Regions from separate parts of the Homo sapiens genome. Here region 2 is linked to region 1. Evidence: read pairs that join two places in POLR2A ChIA-PET (ENCODE). Cell type or tissue: MCF 10A. All regions are shown on one strand. Each heading gives the region's core, and the rest is flanking DNA. Links, peaks and the distances in the headings are about the cores only. Region 1 has its middle 46 kb from the start of ANKS1B. Region 2 overlaps ANKS1B (ankyrin repeat and sterile alpha motif domain containing 1B).

Region 1 (2,925 bases), core at 228-2,727:
AAACTCCTGACCTCAGGAGATCCGCCTGCCTCAGCCTCCCAAAGTGCTGGGATTATAGGCATGAGCCACCGAGCCCGGGCTTGGAGTGATTTTAAATATTATGAAGGATGGACTTTCATCATACCCCTATACATTTATTTTACCCATATCCTTCAGTGATACTTTTTTTTTTTTTTGAGACAACTTCTCACTCTGTCACCTAGGCTAGAGTGCAGTGGCATGATCTCAGCTCACTGCAACCTCTGCCTCCCAGGTTCAAGCAATTCTCGTGCTTCAGCCTCCCAAGTAGCTGGGATTACAGGTGTGTGCCACCACGCCCAGCTCATTTTTTTGTATTTTTAGTAGAGACAGGGTTTCACCATGTTGACCAGGCTGGTCTCACACTCCTCACCTCAAATGATCCACCTGCCTCGACTTCCCAAAGTGCTGTGATTACAGGTGTGAGCCACCGTGCCGGCCTAGACACTTCTGATTTTTTTTTTCTTTTTTTTTTTTGAGACAGAGTCTCGCTGTGTCGCCCAGGCTGGAGTGCAGTGGTGCGACCTTGGCTCACTGCAGCCTCTGCCTCCCAGGTTCAAGCAATTCTCCTGCCTCAACCTCCCAAGTAGCGGGGACTACAGATGAGCACCACCATGACCGGCTAATTTTTGTATTTTTAGTAGAGACGGGGTTTCACCATGTTGGCCAGGCTGGTCATGAACTCCTGACCTCAAGTGATCCACCCGCCTCAGCCTCCCAAAGTGCTGGGATTACAGGTGTGAACAACCATGCCTGGCCATCTTTTTCTTAAACATTTATTTGCATGTCTATTTTTCTTCAAAAAAATTATCATTCTTGATGACATTTTGAGTATTTGAGTTCTTGTCATATAAATCAAAATGCTTCTGCTGAATGGTTGCAAGAAAGGTTCATCACTTCGCTATATACTTTCCTATCCTTCATAATGCTCAAGTATTCCTAAACACAATGAAGAATTAATATGAGAAATTCAGGTAAACTGGGTCAATAAATTAACCAATAAATTTTAAAATAATACAAGAAATTTCACTTACCATTCAAATAGTATAGTTTGTAAATAACAAATTTTTTTGTTAATGACAGCATGTTGAAAATAAAAACTAACTTATAAGTTATATAATATTACCTTTCTGTCTAAATGATTTCAGAATTAAAAAAAAACCCAGATTACTATTTTTATTAAGTGATGTGTTTTTTCTGGGACCAAAAATTTATTGTGCATAATTTATAATACTATATATATAGCAGGAAAAACATTGAGTTTGTATTTTTTAATATGCTTCCCTAAAAGGTTTCAAATTCTCAAACCTGCTAAGATTGTAACAATACTGTTGACAACATATATGCTAAATTTCAGTATTTTAACATTCACATGAATTTCTTTAAAATTTACAATTATTGTCTAACATCTAATGGTTTATAAAAAATCATCATGCTTACATTGTTTCACGCTTTCATTTTTTACATCTCAAAAAATCGATCTTAAGAACCCAAAAATTAAAAATGTATTAAGTGGCTGGGAGTGGTGGCTCACGCCTGTAATCCTAGTACTTTGGGAGGCTGAGGCAGGCGGATCACCTGAGGTCAGAAGTTCAAAACCAGCCTGGCCAACATGGTGAAACCCTCTCGCCTAAAAATACAAAAAAAAAATGAGCTGGGTGTGGTGGCGTGCACCTGTAGTCCCAGCTACTTGGGAGGCTGAGGCAGGAGAACTGCTTGAACCTGGGAGGCAAAGGTTGCAGTGAGCCGAGACTGTGCCATTGTACTCCAGCCTGGGTGACAGAGCAAGACTCCACCTAACAAACAAAAAAAAAAGTATCAAGTATTGGCTGGGCATGGTGGCTTATGCCTGAAATCCCACCATTTTGGGAGGCAGGGGTTCAAGACCAGCTTGGGCAACAGAGTGAGACTCCATCTCTACAAAGAAAAAAAAAAATAGCTGGGTGTGGTGGCACACACCTGTAGGCCCAGCTACATGGGACGCTGACGGGGGAGGATTGCTTGAGCTGGAAGCTGGAAGCTACAGTGAGTTATGATTGTGCCACTACACTCCAGCCTGGGTGACAGAGCAAGATCCTGTCTCAAAAAAAAAAAAAATCAAGTATTATAATTTAATGAAATTTGCATTTTAAAAACACTACTGCTTCTACATACTGTGTATCTCTACCTTTTGGTATTTATATATTCTAAAAGGAAAATTGAAACAAAATTTACTTTCTATAGCACTTCAAAGTACAGACTAAAAGGAGATTGTTTGGACCGTAAGGAATTAGGCACAGCTGAAATTAATTCTGAGTATTAGTCAATTTCCCAAGGAGAAACTACTTCACCCACTACTCTTTTGGACTTACTTCCATCTGTTTAGCTGAGAATATTGGCAGATCGCAACAGCCACATCATATGTTACAATCAAAGCCAGATGACATTCTGGCATTGTAGTACCATTAAGTGATATGCTAATTTTGTTTTGTGATAAATCAACTGTAAGTTCACATATTCAAAATCCAGAAGCCCACAGTATGGCAAATATTCCCATTCCACCCTCCCATCTTTTTTTCTCCTTTGGATTCAAGAAGTTTGCCCCCCTTTTAATAACTACCAGCAACTAGTTTTCTGTGTTTCATCTCCCTTCAATCAAACTGAAAGGAAGAATTTGATATCTGAAAAACATCCTTGATACCTCATCCATTCATTTTATTCTTTCAATAAAGTTAATTGAGCACCTACTATGTGCCAGGCACTGTATGAGGCATAAAAAATACAAAGTTGAACAATGACAATGACAGAAACAAAATTCCGGTCCTCATGGAGTTTACAATCTAGTGGTTCTGACATTAATCAAACCAATACATACAAAATTACACGTGTTAAATGCTAAGTAGAGGTACATGGTCAGGTGAGACGTAT
Region 2 (2,925 bases), core at 1-2,500, 110 kb before region 1:
TAACAGGCATCAGAGGTGGCACTTAGCCATCAGAAGCAAGGTGAATGCACGCCATTAAAGGTAGTAAGGTCAGAGCAGTAACCAGAGAGCTTGACCTGCAGGGGTCTGTGGCAATGGTTGATAAGTCATTAGCCATTTTGTTTATAGAAGCAAAAGAGATGGGTAATGTATTTGTTGCTAGGGCTGCTGTCACGAACTAAGTGACTTAAACAAGAGAAATTTACCGTCTCACAGTTTTGAAGGCCAGAAGTCCAAGATCAAGACATTGTTGGTTCCTTTTAAGGGCTGGGTGAATCTGTTCCATGACTCTCTCCTATCTTCTGGTGGTTTTCTGGCATTCTGTTGCGTTCATTAACTTATAGAAGCATCACCCCAATCTCTGCCTTCATCTTCACATGACATTCTCCTTGTGTACATTTCTGTGTCAATATTTTCTTTTTGATAAGAATACCAGCCACATTGGATTAGGGGCACAACCTACCCCAGTATGATCTCATGGTTACTCATTACACAATTCAACCTATGACAAGTAGTTAATAAGGTTAATTTTTTATTTATATTTGCAAAGAAGACCAAGAACTAAACAGAAGATCGATGTTCCTTTTCTGGATCTAAGGCAGTTCTCAGACCCAGAGCCCATCAAGGGGAGGCTAAGTCCTCTTGAGCGAAAGAGCTAATGTTTCTCCAATAATTCTTTAAGGGGAAGTGCTGCCATATAACAGAGTATATGGCACCATATGCCAGTATATACACTGGTGAAAGTGGAATACCCAAACCTTTCAGGGCTATTGGATATAGGCTCTAAGCTGACACTTATACCAGGGTATCCAAAATAGCTTTGTGGTCTCCCAGTTAGAGTAAGAGCATTTGGAAGCCAGATAATAAATGGAGCCCTGACTCAAGTCCATCTCACCATCAGCCCAATGGGTCTCCAGACCCACCAACTGGTCACGTACCTGGTCCCTGAGTACATAATTGAGATGGATATACTTAGAAGCAGCTAGAATCCAAACACTGGTTCTCTGAACTATGAAACAAGAGCCATTATAATAGAAAGGGACAAAGAAAGCCCCTGGTATCACTTCTGCTCTGTCCCTGGCCCAAATAATAAATCAGAAAGAATATTTTGGCCAGGTGGAATAACAATTTGTGCCACCCTCAGAATGCTTCCTGCAAAAAAACCATACGGCTCATGGATGAGTCAGCTAAATACGTTGGTGCAAGAGGAAAACTACTGTCACACTATAGCCCAAGGCAAGGATGAACTACTGCAATGTTACTCAAAGTGTAATCCATAGACTAGTGCCAATTCATAAATTTATTTTTGTAAGTCGACAAAATAATTATTAAAAGTGAGAGTACATATTTGGAAACATTAGAGCAATTTGACATTGCTGTAATAACTGTAGTTTTATATTTTACAAAAAGATCACTCATGTTGAACTGAAAACAAACCCATATATAGTTCCTTCACATGATCAGTTTGAGTAGCACTGTTCTAAAGGACAGTGGTGAAAGGAAATCCATCAGGCAGAGCTTCATAACTTTACATGAAGAAAGAAGTGGTTTGAGGTGAGAACAATATCAATTGTTGGGCAGGGGCTAGTGGTTCTGCTAATTGATCAGATGCCTGGAAGAAGCAATACTTCATGATCAGATACAAGGAGGTCTGAGAAGGAGGCATGTGGATGACCCTATAGGTGTGAATACCTAACAAAGCATCTATAGTAGAGGCAGCATTGAACAACCAGATGGAAAAGATGACCCATCCAATGAATGTCAGCCAATCTTTGTCCTCAGCCATCACAATGGTTGCACAGTGGACATGGAAACTGACTAGCCATAATGTCAGGGATGGAGGCTATGCATGGGCATAAAAGCATATACTCCCTCTCACCAAGGGTAATCTAGCTATTGACAGTGCTGAATGTCTGACCAATAAGTACTGGCCCAAAGTGGCCCCTCAATACAGAACCATCCCTCAAAAAAGCCAATCAGACATTTGTGGCAGGTTGATTACATCAAATTCCTTTCCACCTTGGAAGGCACAGCAATTCATCCTCAATGGGCCTGATGGTTATTCAAACATGCTTTTGCCTTTTTTGCCTCTGCCAGGTCATATTTACTAGCATAGGATCCACCAGTCTCACCTTTTATGGCCATTCTAGCACTCCATCAAGCTGATGAACCACTAGCATTCCATCAAGCTGATGGCCAAAAGGCTCAGCTTTAGAATAACTGTCTAAAGGATTGGTGCCCCATCCTCTTAAACAGAGGTCCCCAATCTCCAGCCTGCAGAGAGGTAACTCTCCATGGCCTGTGAGGAACCAGGCTGCACAGCAGGAGGTGAGCAGCAAGGAAGCAAGCATTATCGCCTGAGCGCTGTCTCTTGACAGATCAGGAGTGGCATTAGATTCTCATAGGAGGTGAACTCTACTGTGAACTATGCATGCAAGGGCTCTAGGTTGCATGCTCCTTATGAGAATCTAATGCCTAAGGCAGAACAATTTCATCCTGAAACCAACCACTCTCCCCATCCCAGCCTCCCACCTCTGTCCATGGAAAAATTGACTTCCACAAAAGCAGTCTCTGGTGCCAAAAAGGTTGGAACTGCTGCTCTACAGCGCAGTAGATGAGTCAAACCAATGATCATTACACGATGTTCTGTCCCCTTAGCATGGGTGTGGGAACTAAGGGGTAGAAGTAGAATTGGCAGCACTCACCACTTAACCCACTTGGGAAATTTGTCCATCCTCAGTAGCCAAGTTGGGTAATTTGTACTTCCCGTTCTCTCAACTTCAGACTCTGTGGGATGTGATACCTTAACCCCTATGAGTGGAACACTTTCACCAGAGAGTAAATTACTTTCACCCAAACCCTTTATTTTGGTGCCTGATTTAAAAGAGAATCTGAGTTAACTTTAAC

Evidence for each region. ChIA-PET counts read pairs that join two places held together with the same protein. Peaks named below come from ENCODE experiments on the same cell type or tissue, not always from the same donor. Only the 100,000 strongest peaks of a DNase experiment are listed, where the experiment ranks them.
Region 2: POLR2A ChIA-PET joins it to region 1 with 5 read pairs; 2 of 35 experiments call an interaction of 5 or more read pairs at or near these places.

Annotation. Positions count from the first base shown.
Region 1 is chr12:100,029,630-100,032,554 of GRCh38, forward strand. No RefSeq gene overlaps it. Among named protein-coding and RNA genes, the nearest start is that of ANKS1B, 46 kb to the left of the region's middle. In MCF 10A, for the core only: no CTCF peak of the experiment used is centred there; no DNase peak of the experiment used is centred there.
Region 2 is chr12:99,915,542-99,918,466 of GRCh38, forward strand. The region is part of intron 1 of ANKS1B (ankyrin repeat and sterile alpha motif domain containing 1B); the gene reads right to left. Among named protein-coding and RNA genes, the nearest start is that of ANKS1B, 68 kb to the right of the region's middle. In MCF 10A, for the core only: no CTCF peak of the experiment used is centred there; a DNase peak (open chromatin) is centred at 1,220.